Regions from separate parts of the Homo sapiens genome. Here region 2 is linked to region 1. Evidence: chromatin contacts called from ENCODE Hi-C or POLR2A ChIA-PET data. All regions are on one chromosome and are shown on one strand. Each heading gives the region's core, a stretch centred on a gene start or an enhancer-like site at or near the end of the contact. The rest is flanking DNA. Distances are from core to core; before and after follow the strand shown. Region 1 has its middle 92 kb from the start of EVA1A-AS. Region 2 overlaps GCFC2 (GC-rich sequence DNA-binding factor 2).

Evidence for each region. Hi-C counts contacts between places; a loop is a spot of excess contacts on that map. ChIA-PET counts read pairs that join two places held with the same protein, here RNA polymerase II (POLR2A). Pooled maps may share reads with other maps.
Region 2: a loop to region 1 is called in a pooled map, with 3 times the contacts of the local background. The contact joins two enhancer-like sites. A Hi-C loop is called at or near these places in 2 of 50 pooled maps. POLR2A ChIA-PET finds 5 or more read pairs at or near these places in 2 of 52 experiments (OCI-LY7 and activated T-cell).

Annotation. Positions count from the first base shown.
Region 1 is chr2:75,427,943-75,435,868 of GRCh38, forward strand. No RefSeq gene overlaps it. Among named protein-coding and RNA genes, the nearest start is that of EVA1A-AS, 92 kb to the right of the region's middle. RefSeq lists enhancers at 4,795-4,874, 4,885-5,154, 5,355-5,434, 5,465-5,624 and a silencer at 5,225-5,314. Within about 2 kb of position 3,934, at least 3 of the 41 ENCODE cell types and tissues checked have a DNase peak (open chromatin) inside an H3K27ac peak, as active enhancers do.
Region 2 is chr2:75,674,506-75,682,431 of GRCh38, forward strand. GCFC2 (GC-rich sequence DNA-binding factor 2) reads right to left here. Exons shown (of 17, transcript NM_003203.5): 12 at 5,688-5,809. It overlaps LOC124906025 (a long non-coding RNA gene), which reads left to right. Exons shown (of 2, transcript XR_007087113.1): 1 at 1-5,347. Among named protein-coding and RNA genes, the nearest start is that of MRPL19, 32 kb to the left of the region's middle. Within about 2 kb of position 2,991, at least 2 of the 41 ENCODE cell types and tissues checked have a DNase peak (open chromatin) inside an H3K27ac peak, as active enhancers do.

The sequences.
Region 1 (7,926 bases), core at 2,684-5,183:
TCAAGGTTTTCTTAAAGACTGAATGCAGCTCCTCATTCTCCATAATAACCACCTCCACTTGGCCCTGTTCTACAATCCATAAAATGGGCTTCTCTGAATAGACAAAAAAAAAAAAAGAACAAAACAGACTTTTGAAAGTTACATCTAGAAGTCTGATTTAGCAAGCAATCCAGCTAGTGGGCCCAAATGCAGCATTTTTCAACTTTCCACTAAAAAGCCTGTGAAGACATAAGGGGAAAAAAAGACAACAATTTCATCAACTGGGAGTGAAAATCAATCTATCACAAAGATCTTACGGGGATATAATTGGATGACACAGCCCACACGGGCTTTGTTATCAGAAATAGCACAAACCTGTTGGGCAACATTTTTTTTGAAAAAGAGAGGAAAATGTGGTTTCCCTCTCCCAGTGCCTATTTCCTGATTGGAAAGTTCAAGGAGAGTATCAGAAAATCCAAGCTGCATTATCTCTTTAGAGCTGGGGCTGATTTTTGAGCATCTATAAGGCTTTGTTTCTCTTCATCCCACACGTCTACCTTTCCCTAAACAATATAGTTCTAAAAGAATTCATTAGGTTTCATCAGTTTCTGAAAACAACAGGTTAAACATGTGACAAGAACTAATTATGGTGAAGAAATCCTGGAAGTAGCTACATAGAAGCAATTGAAAATTCTAAAGTCTCTGATAAAAGCCCATGCTAACACTGTTGAAAAACCAGCATGGAGTTACAAGATTGCCCCCTAGTCCCTCAGAGACATATTAGGTGGATTAATAATGCTAGGAGCCGGCATCTTAAAATACTTTCTAGTTGTCACTTTTAGAGAGGGTTCTGCCTTGCATGCAAATCAAGCAGATGAGCAGTGGCAGCAGAATGTCAGGATTCTGAAATCTCACTGCCCTGCTAGTGCAGTGCCAGAGGAAGAGGTGCCGTGAAAGACCTCAGGCTTAAGAGGAAAGCTCTGCTGTGCTTAAGCATGTGCTGTGTAGGCCATACTTAAGGGCTGCATAAAGAGGAATTATGAGAAGATGATGCATCTCCCTGTGGAAGAGGAGGCTGGCTGGGGTAGAGTATGGGCGTCTCGAATGGAAAGTTCCATATCTGAAAGGGAAAATATCTCCCTGCAGCAAAAGAGGCAGTTTTGGTAAAATGCTGGGAACTACCCACAAAGCTTGGTTTGTGTCCTGCCTGTGTATCTGTTGTCACTACCATTCCCAGAAGCCATGGCCAACTGTGGCAGGTGCCTTGGCAATATTAATTGGTCATACTGGTGGCATTGTAGATCTTGGAAAACAAAGTGGTTCAGCAGACGTGGCAGTGAGCCCAGCCAGGAATCAGACTGAGTGGTGCCCAGCAGCCTGGGAGCAGCACGTCTCCATAGGCATGTGGTGGGAACTGCTCACTGCCTTGGTTGAGTCGGTGCAAATGCAACTGCTGTCAGCTAGAGCAGTTCTTTCTGTTCCACTGGGAGACAGCTGCTCTGTTTCCTGGGACCACCAGTGCTGCAAGCAAAGCTGAACCTGGCTGACTACAGTCTCAACTCTTTTCTTAAGTTAGCTTTAGATTTTAACTACAAATGCATGACATGCTAAATACTAAAACTGGGATCCACAGAAAGGCACAAAGAAGCTGCATCTTTAGGAGGTCCCACCATTTGTCACCTTTCCATTTGCCATGCCCATACCTGCCTTTGCACCTCCCATCACATTGGCTTCCCAGTGTTATTCTACAATGCTAAAAGGACATCAAGCCAAGAACTCCCCACCTGATCCACAGAGAACTGCCTTCTTTTCCAGTTTGAATTCTTCCAAATTAGGGTATCTTAATGGGACTCTTATAATAGGGTGTACTCTCTCAGGTGGGAAACTTGTGGAATGATCTGTGGCATCTTTCATCAACTTCAGCTTGTCTGCACTGTAAGTGGTAAAAATATCTTTGGTAGTTATAATATTAAAGTAGGCTTCCCCCTTTCTTTTCTAGAAGTTTTATGGAAAGAGATAGAATTTTAGGCAAAAAGCATGACTCAAAAACATGGAGATGTGAAAAACATGGTGTCCTGGGGAATGATGAGTAATTTCATGTGGAGACTATAGGGTATACAGAGAATGGAGCAAAGGGGAAAGAAACCAGCATTCAGGGATTTGTTGAAGTCAGGTAGTAAATAAACTTAAACACTGTGAGTGCTAGTTTCCTGTTGCTGTTGTAGCAAATTACCATACACTTAGTGGCTTAAACAGCACAGATGTATTAGCTTACAATTCTGAAGGTCAGAAATCCAAAATAGATCTTACAGGCTAAAACCAAGGTATCAGAAGAGCTGCACTGCTTCTGGACATTCAATGGGAGATCTGTTCTCTTGCCTTTTCCAGTTTCTAGAGGCCATTTGCATCCCTTGAATTGCAGCCTCTACCTTTGTCTACAAAGTGCATAATTTCAGCTTCTGCTTCTGTCCACATCTCGTCTCTGACCCTGTCCCTTCTGCTCTTGTTTTGTAAGAACCCTTGTGATTACATCAAGCCTATCCAGATAATCCAGGATAATTCCCCCTCTCAAGATCCTTAACTTAATCAACCTCAACAAAGTCCCTTTTGCTACATAAGGTAACGTATTTGCAGGTTCTAGGAATCAGGATGTCAATAAAAAGAGGCAAATTCTGTAAGATATTTGAAGAGATTTATTCTGTGCCAAATACGAGTGACCACAGCCTGTCACACAGCCCTCAGGAAGTCCTGAGAACACGTGCCCAAGGGGGTTGTGTCAGGCCTCTGAGCCCAAGCTAAGCCATCATATCCCCTGTGACCTGCACGTATACATCCAAATGGCCTGAAGTAACTGAAGAATCACAAAAGAAGTGAAAATGGCCTGTTCCTGCCTTAACTGATGACATTACCTTGTGAAATTCCTTCTCCTGGCTCATCCTGGCTCAAAAGCTCCCCCACTGAGCATCTTATGTCCCCTGCCCCTGCCAGCCAGAGAACAACCCCCTTTGACTGTAATTTTCCCACTACCTACCCAAATCCTATAAAACGGCCCCACCCCTATCTCCCTTCTCTGACTCTCTTTTTGGACTCAGCCCGCCTGCACCCAGCTGGAATAAACAGCCTTGTTGCTCACACAAAGCCTGTGGTGGTCTCTTCACATGGACGCTGTGTAAGTTGGGGTGCAGCTTGGTTTTATACATGTTAGGGAGACATGAGACTTCAATCAAATACATTTAAGAAATACATGAGTCCAGTTCAGAAAGGCAGGACAATTTGAAGTGGGGGGCTGGGGGGAGCTTCCAGATTATAGGTGATTTTTAAATTTTCTGGTTGCCAAATGGTTGAGTTTATATAAAGACCTGGGATCAATAGAAAGAAAATAGATAATGTCTGGGTTAAGATAAAGGATTGTGGAGACTAAAGTTCTTAGTGTGCAGAGAAAGTCTTCAGGTAGCAGGCTTCAGAGAGAATAGATTGTAAATACTTCTTATCAGACTTAAGGTCTGTGTTGATGTTAATGCCAGAGAGGCGTAATGAGGCATGTCTGAGCCCCACTTCCTGCAATGGCCTGAACCAATCTTTCAGGTTAAATTTTAAGAGTGTCCTGGCTGAGGAGGAAGTCCATTCAGATGGTTGGGGTGGGGGTGGGGGGGTTAGAATTTTATTTTTGTTTTACAAGGACTTAGGTGTTTTTGGGGAACATAATTCAGCCTACCATATCATGCAAGAGAATTTAAACTGTACTGTGTCAGCCAGGGGTTAAAATCTTAATGCCTACCAGGGCTAGGCAGGTAAAGAAGCATCTTAGTCCATTTTGTCCTGCTATAAAAGAATACTTGAGGCTGGGCAATTTATAAAGAAAAAAGATTTATTTGGCTCACAATTCTGGAGTGCTGAAAAGTTCAGGATTGGGCATTTGCATCTGGCAAAAGCCTCGGGCTGCTTTCACTCATGGCAGAAGGCAAAGGGGAGCCAATGTGTACAGAGATCACCTGGTAAGAGAGGAAGTGAGAGAAGGAAACTCTAGGTTCTTTTTTAATAACCAGCTCTCATGGGAACTAATAGTATGAGAACTCATTCATCTCAACCCCTCCCCAGAGAAAGGATTAATCTATTCATGAGGGATCCACCCCCAGTGACACAAATACCTCCCAGTAGTTTCCACCTCCAACACTGGGATCAAACTTCAATGTAAGATTTGGTGGGACAAACCAACCATATACAAACTCTAACAGAAGTAAATAAAGCAGTCTGGTTATTAGCCAACAGGAAAAAGTGAAGAAAGTGAAAACTCAGAGAGTACTATCTAAAGTGAGTTCTGAGTGTTATCAAAATAAATGCAAACCAGTGTTGCCTGATTACCTGATTCTTTTGGAGAAGCTAAGATCCAGATATTTATGTAAATTTTACCAGTTTTATAAACAATTTTCCAGTCTCTACTGGAATCCTACAAGGATTTTCATGTTAGGAGTTCCTGGTACTAAAATACCTCTGAAGACAGCATTGAAGGAAAGAGGCTAGGAATTAGAATGAATCAGAAAAAACTGTAACAGTGGATAAGAATGCAAACCATAGAGGAGAATAAAATATTTTAAAACCATATGCCCAACAAAGGACTAATGTCAAGAATATATATATATTTTAAATTCTCCAAATTCAATAACAAAAAAGCTAACAATCCAAGTAGAAAATGGGCAGGAGGCATGAAAAGGCATTTCGTCAAAAAACAAATACAGAAGATAAATAAGCACATGAAAAGATGTTCTATGTTTTTAGCCATTAGGAAAATGCAAATTAAAGCCATAGTGAGATACTACTACACATCTATCAGAAGCTCTAAGATAGAAAGAATGACTGCAGTCAAGATGGCCAACTAGAAGCAGCAGTGATCAGACGCTCCCACTGAAAAGAACCAAAACAGCATGCAAATCCAGCACCGGCAACCAAGGTATGCAGGTTCTGTCATCAGGACTGACCCTAGGCAGCTGGCGTGACCCACAGAAAGAAAGGAAGAGCAGAATGGTGCAGTGGCCCACCTGAGAGCCACACAGGACAGGGGAGCTTCCACCCCCCAGCCAAGGAAGGTGGTGAGTAAGAGTGCTATCCAGCCTGGGAAACTGTGCTTTTCCCATGGAACTGTGTAATCCACAGATTAGAAAATCTCACTAGTGAGCTCACACCACTGGGGCCTAGAAAACCACAAAGCTGAGCAGATTCTCAACAGCCACTCAGCTAGAAACTGCTTAAACAGGCTGAGTTCCTGGTGGGGAGGGGCAGCCGCCTACTGTCTAAGCCTTCCAAGAGACTTGGAGGAAGGGCAGCAGCCAACAATGGGACTGCTAGCTGTCTAATACACTAAGCTCTTGGGGTAGAGGAAGGGTGGCAGCCATCTCTATAGCTCCAGGCTGCACTTTTCCCTGGCTGGAGCCAGGGAGGCTGGAAGGCTTGGTCTTAAGAGGTTATTCCTCACAGGGCAACACACAGGCTGTGGCAGACTGCAGCCAGAGTGCATCTTCAGGCCTGACCCTGACCCATCCCTCCTCACTGGGGTGCCTCCCTGGAGGAACTCCAACAACTCCATTCAGGGGCTCAGGGACAGAACTCTGATGTCCCTGGGCCTGAGCTCCTAGGAGGAGGAGTGGCTATATTCTCTGCAGACCAGCAGACTTAGTCTTTCCTCCTGCTAGTTCTGAGTAATCCGGGCAACTCAGACGAGTGAGTTTCCCCCCAGCATGGCACACCCCCTCCACCAAGGGACAGCCAAAGTGCTTTGTTAAATGGGTCCTGCTCCCCGTGCCACCCAACTGGGTGAGACCCCAATAGATGCAGAAAAGGCCTTCGATAAAATTCAATGCCCCTTCATGCTAAAAACAGTTAAAAAAACTGGGTATTGAGGGAACATATCTAAAAATAATAAGAGCTATTTATGACAAACCCATAGCCAATATTATATTGAATGGGCAAAAGCTGGAAGCGTTCCCTTTGAAAACTGGCACAAGAGAAGGATGCCCTCTCTCACCACTCCTATTCAACATAGTGTTGGAAGTTCTGGCCAGGGCAATCAGGCAAGAGAAAGAAATAAAGTATATTTAAATAGGAAGAGAGAAAGTCAAACTGTTTCTGTTTGCAGATGACATGATTGTATATTTAGAAAACCCCATTGTCTCAGCCCCAAAACACCTTAAGCTGAGAAGCAAATTCAGCAGTCTCAGGATAAAAAATCAATGTGCAAAAATCACAAGCATTCTTATACATCAATAATAGACAAACAGAGAGCCAAATGATGAGTGAACTCCCATTCACAATGCTACAAAGAAAATAAAATGCCTAGGAATCCAACTTATAAGGGATGCGAAGGACCTCTTCAAGGAGAACTACAAACCACTTCTCAAGGAAATAAGAGAGGACACAAACAAATGAAAAAACATCTCATGCTCATGGATAGGAAGAATCAATATTGTGAAAACGGCCATACTGCCCAAAGTAATTTATAGATTCAATGCTATTCCCATCAAGCTACTATTGACTTTCTTCAGAGAACTAGAAAAAAACTACTTTAAATTTCATATGGAACCAAAAGAGAGCGCATACAGCCAAGACAATCCCAAGCAAAAAGAACAAAGCTGGAAGCGTCACACTACCTGACTTCCAACTATACTACAAGGCTACATTAACCAAAACAACCTGGTTCTGGTACCAAAACAGATGTATATATAGACCAACGGAACAGAACAGAGGCCACAGAAATAACATCACACATCTACAACCATCTGATTTTCGACAAACCTGACAAAAACAAGTAATGAGGAAAGGAATCCCTATTTAATAAATGGTGCTGGGAAAACTGGCTAGCCATATGCAGAAAACTGAAACTGAACCCTTTCCTTACACCTTATACAAACAATAACTCAAGATGGATTAATGACTTAAACATAAGACCTAAAATCATAAAAACTCTAGAAGAAAACCTAGGCGATACCATTCAGGACATAGACATGGGCAAAGACTTCATGACTAAAACACAAAAAGCAATGGCAACAAAAGCCAAAATTGACAAATGGGATCTAATTAAACTAAAGAGCTTCTGCACAGTAAAAGAAACTATCATCAGAGTGAACAGGCAACCTCCAGATTGGAGAAAATTTTCGCAATCTGTCCATCTGACAAAGGTCTAATATACAGAATCTACAAGGAACTTAAACAAATTTACAAGAAAGAAAAACAAAGAACCCCATCAAAAAGTGGGCAAAGGACATGAACAGACACTTCTCAAAAGAAGACATTTACATGACCAACAAACATGAAAAAATCTATCATCGCTGGTCATTAGAGAAATGCAAATCAAAACCAAATGAGATACCATCTCACGCCAGTTACAGTGGCGATCATTAAAAAGTCAGAAAACAACAGATGCTGGAGATGATATGGAGAAATAGGAATGCTTTTACACTGTTGGTGGGAGTTGTGGAAGACAGTGTGGCAATTCCTCAAGGATCTAGAACCAGAAATACCATTTGACCCAGCAATCCCATTACTGCGTATATACCCAAAGGAATATAAATTATTCTACTATAGAGACACATGCACACATATGATTATTGCAGCACTATTCACAATAGCAAAGACTTGGAACCAACCCAAATGCCCATCTATGATAGACTGGATAAAGAAAAGGTGTCACATATACACCATGGAATAATATGCAGCCATAAAATAGAATGAATTCGTGTTCTTTGCAGGGACATGGATGAAGCTGGAAACCATCATTCTCAGCAAACTAACACAGGAACAGAAAACCAAATACCACATGTTCTCACTCATAAGTGGGAGTTGAAGAATGAAAACACATGGGCACAGGGAGGGGAACATCACACACTAGGGCCTGTCAGGGATTGGGGGCATGGGGAGGGAGAGCATTGGGACAAATACCTAATGCAAGCGGGGCTT
Region 2 (7,926 bases), core at 1,741-4,240, 250 kb after region 1:
AAAAAGCCAGGATGAAAATATCCTACGATGGTATTAATCCTTGTACTAGGATGAAAGACAATGAGTGTTTATTTTTTTCATATATTAGCAATATTTATATTATTTATATAATGATATTCTTATTCATATTTGAAAAATAAAAATGGCATACTACACATTAGAGTAAAAGTTAATTTTTAAGTCAATGACAATGTATACAGCACAAATTCAACTGTCACATACTATATACTAACTGAATTATCCATAAATGTAGAATTCAAATATATTTTTCTTAAAAAGCATGACCTGAAGTCGTTTCTCTTTCCACTTAATTATCTATAACATATTCCTCAAGTGGCCATATATCAACATTTATTTAATGTTAAAAATTAAAACTCAGTTGTATTTTACTCCATTCTTTAAACATTCTGAATTCTGTTCAAAGAAAAAAAAGCATTTTCTAGACAGTATCTCCAAAAAATAGCATCTGAGTTTATGTAACTTACTGAGTTAGGTGTTCATGATACAAAAAAAGCTGCTTTGATTTTTTTCATTTAATTTTAATGATTTTGGATGCTGGCCTTGACAAATGTTCCCATATTGTTTAAATTTTGTTTCTTAAAATAGTTCTATTGAAAATGTTATAAAGGACATTATTGAATCAACTGGCAAAAGTGGAATATGGATGGTAGATTAAGTGTTGATAAATTTACTGAAATTGCTAACTACTCTGGTTATATAACATAATATCCTTGTCTTAACAAATATGCACCCTGTTCTCAGTACTCAGGAGAAAACATATTGTATGTATATATTTAAAATGGAAGGGCTAATGATAAAGCCAATGGGGCAAAATATTAATGACAAGTAAATCTTGGTAAAGGGAATATGGAAATACTACTCTTATTCATGAAAGTTTTCTTTCAAAGTATTAATATTTCCAAATAAATTGTTTAAAACAAAACATAAATTCACTGGCCGGTTGCCGTGGCTCATGCCTGTAATCCTAGCACTTTGGGAGGCTGAGGTGGGTGGGTCACTTGAGGCCAGGAGTTTGAGACCAGCCTGGCCAACATGGTGAAACCCTGTCTCTACTAAAAATAGAAAAAATTAGCCACACATGGTGGCACATGCTTGTAATCCCAGCTGCTTGGCAGGCTGAGGCACAAGAATCGCTTGAACACAGGAGGTGGAGGTTGCAGTGAGCTGAGATTGCACCACTGCACTCCAGCCTGGGTGACAGAGTAAGGTTCTGTCAAAAAAAAAAAAAAAAACAAAAAAAAGAAAAGAAACCTCCCATAAATTCACATATTTTAAAACCGTGAGATATTAACTTTTCTAAGTATTAAATAACATCATTTGTTTGATGGAAAATAAGGTTCTCCAAACAGTTTTAACAAGCATTCTGAATCACACTTTCAGACTCACATACAACCCTTTGTGTATATATATATACTTTGAAACAGCTTTAAAGAGGCACTTGTGTGATGCCAATGGTTTTTATGCTGTTCTCTATATCCATGGAGGTAATCCCAGGATGGCCTGGACAAATGTTGGGGATGGTTGGGGAAGAATAAAGGCAGGTGCTCACAACAGTAGGAGCAGTTTTACTTCTGTATGTGTGTTTGCGTATCGGATTGCGTAAGATTTATTTGAAATAGATTCTGTTGATAAAAAAGAAAAAACAAAAAATGAGTCTGAAAATCTATCTGAACTCCCAAGTGATGTTTAGACTTATTTTCACATTTCTACTAAATGGTCCACCAGCCATGTCTAAAACCATTTGCTGATAGGGGATCATTATCTCCTGAGGCTGCCCATAACTTTGGACTATTAGATTTCAGTTAACAATGAGAGTTAACAAACTTTTCCCTCCCACAGCTTCCACTCCTTGGTCTTGGTTTACTTCTTGGGATCATATAGAATAGAACTAGCCCCACTTCCACATGACAATTTTCTAGATTTTAAGATGAATATCATACTTTTTTTTTTTTTACATCTTCTCTTTCCCATACTATCTTAAGACACTCTCCACTTAATATGCTTACACCGAAAATTAAATGCAATATTCCCAGGAAGGTCTAATCTGTGGGTATTATCACCAAATATGCCATTCTTACTCAAAATAGCACACACATACTAGGAGAAACTCCCATGTACCTGTTTTCTGTTACTCAAGTGACACTGCTGACTCACGCTGGGTTTATTGATTATAATCTGTCTTACTTATGCTGCTTCAAAACTGTGTCTCTCTCATCTTTTACTTATATAGTTGAATTTTTAAACGCATGGGTGGGACATGCATTTATTTTTTCACAATTTCTTGAATCAGTCAATTTTCTACAATCTTTTGAAATCTTCTTGGATTCTAATTCTACCATCCACAAGTCTTACAGAATTCCTAGCTTTTTGTCACTGACACATTTCATTAGTATGTATTTTAACTCCTTATCCAGTTCAATAAAAATATTGAACAGGGCAAAGCTGAGAAGATATCTAATACTAACAGACTCCCCATAGGTAGCCAATGCCCTACTGGCCATTATTTTTTAGGTTTACTTAAGCTTATATTTCCCCATTTAATCCCTAAGAACAATCATAATAACAATTTGCTTCAATAAACAATGTTAAGTATCATTTGTATTTGGGAATCCTATCAATGACAGATTATAGTAATTACTGCTTTTTAAATTTAAGTATTCATAATCTTCCTCTATAATAATTTACTTTAGATTTTTAGTCAGAATCAAAACTATTATTACCAGGCATTAGCTTACAGCATTTCCTTCTAACTTTGAAAACAGAAACTATGTTGTCTGACTCAATTTTCATTCTTGAACCTCATTCTCTTTCATCACTGAAGAAATGGAGTGATCCCACTGGTGAACTGTCTTAGCAACATGGGGCATTATATAGTGTAAGTGATTCTCTACCAAGTGCCATTTTGCCATCCCTAGGGAATACCTGACAATGTGTAGACATTTTTGGTTGTGAAGACCGGGGAGTGCTACTGCCACCTAGTGGGCACAAGCCAGGGATGCTGCTAAGCATACTATAGTGCACAGGACAAACCCTCACAACAAAAAATTATCTGTTCCAAATGCCAATGTAGTGCTGAGACTGAAAACCCTGATGTAATCTATTCTCCTGCTTATGAAAACAACCCATTTTCTACATTCACAGCAGAGCGGTTTCAGAATAAAAACATCCATTATAAAAACTGCTTGAGTTTGCCTGTAATCCCAGCACTTTGGGAGGCCGAGGTGGGCGGATCACAAGGTCAGGAGATCAATACCATCCTGGCTAATACAGTGAAACCCCGTCTCTACTAAAAGCACACAAAATTAGCCAGGCATGGTGGCAGGTGCCTGTAGTCCCAGCTACTCGGGAGGCTGAGGCAGGAGAATTGCTTGAACCTGGGAGGCGGAGGTTGCAGTGAGCCAAGATCACACCACTGCACTCCAGCCTGGGTGACAGAGCAAGACTCCGCCTCAAAAAAAAAAAAAAGACTTCATGAGTGAATCCATAATACTGCTGAAGGGCTTCAGTGATCACAAAGAGCCAGGTCTACCACTTAGTATTCAAGTATTTCAAAAATGACTTAACCCTTCTGGGCCCCAGCTTCATCTGTAAAAATGCAATTAAAATAAATACATTTCACAGGGTTATGAGGATCAAATGAGACAATGTGAAAGTATTTAACAAATGGTAAAGCATAATGATTTACATTTAGGTTATAACTAAACAATACTATATGGAAAGCAAATGCAGGATTATATATCTGCTTCTTTGTAGCTTTTAACTACTAATCTTGGTTCTATGCTGCATAACAGCACAGAATAAATCTATACCTTCTTTGAATACAAACAGCATCTCTCTGTACATCTTTCAAATTAAATATCTCTAATTCCTGCAACAGTTTCCATCTATTTTACTTGAGTTTTTATCCTATTGGAGGTAAGCAGAAAATGCCTCTCTCTCTGTTGCCACATGTTGAAATCCTATTCTTTCCCTCAAGCCACAGTTCAAATGCCACCCCTAAGATAAATTATTTCCTTATCCCCACTGCTGAAGGTAACCTCTCTCTCCTGTCTCTCTCCTGAAGACACAGTACTTTATCTATGCTGCTCAAGGGGAGGCAACATGGTCAGTGAGGCAAACTTGGGCTTTAGAGGCAGACTATCCAAGTTCAAATCCTAGTGCTCATTCATAGTAGCACTGTGACAACTAGTTTTAAAGATTCATTTTCTTCATCTATAAAATGAGGCTGTCATCCTTTTAAGAGACAGGGTTTTGCTGTTGCCCAGGCTGCAGTGTGGTGGCACAATCAAGGCTCAATGCAGCTTCAACTCCTGGGCTCAAGGGGGAGCCCAGCTAATTTTTATTTTTTTGGTAGAGATGGATCTTGCTATGATGCCCAGGCTGGTCTTGAACTCTTGGCCTGAAGAGATCCTCCTGCCTCAGCCTCCCAAAGCACTCAGATATACAGGCGTGATCTGCCATACCTGGCGATCACCCATTTTTTAAATAGGGCTGCTGGGATTAAGATGACAGGTACAAGACCTTACAGAGTGCCTAGTACACAATTGGAATTAAATAAGTGTTTGTTATCTTCCCTACTTCTCCTTTTCACTTCCAGTTTTAAGTTACAGTTTATGTGCATCTTATTTTCTCTGAGATTACATGCTTCTTGAAGGCAGAATTAGGCTGGTATCCCTTTTCTCCCTTTCATTTCTTACAGCTATCCTCCTTTGTAATCACAGTTCCAAGGGCTAAAACTTAATGGTGCTCATAATATGAATATGATATGCCTCCTTGCTTTTCAACCACCTCTGTCATTCTACTCCGGGCATTCTCCAGTCTGTCAATTTCTCCTTAATTTCCTAAAGCTCAACCTAAAATTGGTTTACTCATAAAACTGCATGAATCTACAATCTCATCAACAAACAATAAAAAAAAATGCTACAATGAAAGAGTGAGAAGATTCTCAGCAACATCACTCTAAAAAGTTCCCCAATATGTCTTATGTTCACTGAATTCAATTCTAGATCATTGTAAGATTAAGATCTGTTTTACTGAACTTTGAATCCTTAAAGAGACTACTATTATTTGGTAGACTACAAATAACTAGTTAATACAATAAGTGTCAGTCTAATTTTGAAACCATTGTTCAAGCAAAGCCACAATGCCACTGGATTTTTGCCAAAAGAACAAAGGTAATGAGTATTGTTGTCTTCCTTTAGAAGAAATGAATTTGCACTAATGAATTTATACCGGTTCATCTCTGCAGGGCCAGTGTATATTCATAATCCTGAAAGATGGCTGCCTGGGCCATGAGAACACAAATCAGATCACTGAACAGAGAAAAGTAAGCTAATAGGAATGAAAGTCATAATCTGGGTCCTTACATGTATGTCTATAATTTAAAATGATTACCACTCCTATCACAGTGTTGAGAAGTATCAAGGTATATTCTTTCATCTTATTATTATAAAGATAAAAAATAGCCAAGTCCAGTTTAAAAAATTTTTTTTTCATCTCAGTGCAGTCTGAGAAAAAGTCTAGTTTCTATAAATCAAAAGTAAATATGTTTTCCCCCAAACAGTTTTCTGATAATCACTTCTGCATCTTTTATAAACCAAGATCTGTAAGAAAATTATAATGATTTAGAGATAGATCATGGAGTTCGCAACTCTAGAAATTATTACCTGTCTGCTTTTACTAACTTCATTTTCACAAGTGGAATGTTCTTCAAGAATCACTCTGCAATGTGTTATTAAACTTGTTGTCTGTGAGGTTGACAAAGGATCCCAAAGGAATTCTACAAAGTCTGAAACAAATATTTCAGTGGTACACAATGTATTTACTAGATTGTTTTGCTTTTCATATACAAATAATCAAGACCTTTAACAAACACTACTTCCCTCCTTATTCAGTTTAAGTTCCATGGCCAATTATTACCATTACATATTTGCATACATCTTCAATTTCCTTGTTCTTCTTGGGCTTTGTTAAACTCCTCTGGCTAAACTACAGCTCTTTATAGTTAAGTTCACCTTGTCACTGAGTCTCTGCCTGCAACCATGCAGATAAAAAGTGGCTGGAAAAACAAACACATTAACTTGATCACTATACAACTTGAGTGAGCCTCTCTCTCTCTCTGTCTCTCAGGTCCATTCACTCTCCCTCTCACCTAGATGATTACTTCATACCTTCTCCCCTCTCCGTTATCTCTCTCTCAGTTGATGGACTTTTTCCTTCTAGATGATTATTTCCTACTTTATTTTTTCTACTCCCTTGCATTCTCTTTCAGCTAATTACTTCCTAATTTGCTAAGAAAATAGAAGCAATCAGAAAAGCAGCACTATGAAGCTCCTACCACAGCATCTACACACCTACCTACATCTGTGCCGATATGCTCTAACTTGTCTCCTATTCCTATGGATGAGGCACCCACACTCCCACCACTTCAGGCAAACTGTTTATTTTGTGGATGAGATCCCAAGCCTTTTGGCTTAGTCTAAGATCCTGTTCCCAGAACACTGTCCTTCCACTTTGGTATTGACATCACTTGTACTAGATTTTTTCCATCACCCTACAAACAACTATTTATCTTGTATTAAAAATAATCCCCCTCAGTGTAAGGAGGCTGCCAAGATGGCCGAATAGGAACAGCTCCAGTCTACAGCTCCCAGCGAGATGGACGTAGAAGGCCGGTGATTTCTGCATTTCCAACTGAGGTACCCAGTTCATCTCATTGGGCCTGGTTGGACAGTGGGTGCAGCCCACAGAGGGTGAGCTGAAGCAAGGTTGGGTGTTGCCTCACCTGGGAAGCACAAGGGGTTGGGGAATTCTCTCCCTTATCTAAGGGATGCCACGAGAAACCGTGCCAGGAGGAACAGTGCACTCCAGCCCAGATACTGTGTTTTTCCCACGGTCTTCGCAACCGGCAGACCAGGAGATTCCCTCCAGTGCCTACCCCACCAGGGCTGTGGGTTTCATGCACAAAACTGGGTGGCTGTTTGGGCAGACATCAAACTAGCTGCAGGCTTTTTTTTTAATTTTTATTTTTTCATACCCCAGTGGCACCTGGAACGCCAGAGAAACAGAACCATTCACCACCCTGGAAAAGGGGCTGAAGACAGGGAGCCAAGTAGTCTGGCTTGGTGGGTCCCACCCCCACGGAGCCCAGCAAGCTAAGATCCACTGACTTGAAATTCTCACTGCCAGCACAGCAGTCTGAGCCCAACCTGAGATGCTTCAGCTTGGTAGGCGGAGGGGTGTCCGCCACTGCTGAGGCTTCAGTAGCCGGTTTATGCCTCACAGTGTAAACAAAGCCACCGGGAAGTTCGACCTGGGCAGAGCCCACCGAAGCTCAGCAAGGCCACTGCGGCCAGACTGCCTCTCTAGACTCCTCTTCTCTGGGCAGAGCATCTCTGAAAAAAGCCAGCAGCCCCAGTCAGGGACTTAGAGATAAAACCCCCATCTTCCATGGACAGAGCACCTGGGGAAAGGGGTGGCTGTGGGCGCAGCTTCAGCAGACTTAAACGTCCTTGCCTGACAGTTCTGAAGACAGCAGTGGTTCTCTCAGCACAGTGTTCGAGCTCTGCTAAGGGACACACTGCCTCCTCAAGTGGGTCCCTGACCCCTGTGTATCCTGTCTGGGAGACACCTCCCAGTAGGGGCCGACAGACACCTCACAGAGGAGAGCTCTGCCTGGCATCTGGCGGATGACCCTCTGAGACGAAGCTTCCAGAGGAAGGAACAAGCAGCAATCTTTGCTGTTCTGCAGCCTCCGCTGGTGATACCCAGGCAAACAGGGTCTGGAGTGGACCTCCAGCAAACTCCAGCAGACCTACAGCTGAGGGGCCTGACTGTTAAAAGCAAAACTAACAAACAGAAAAGAATAGTATCAGCATCAACAAAAAGGATGTACCCTAAGAGACC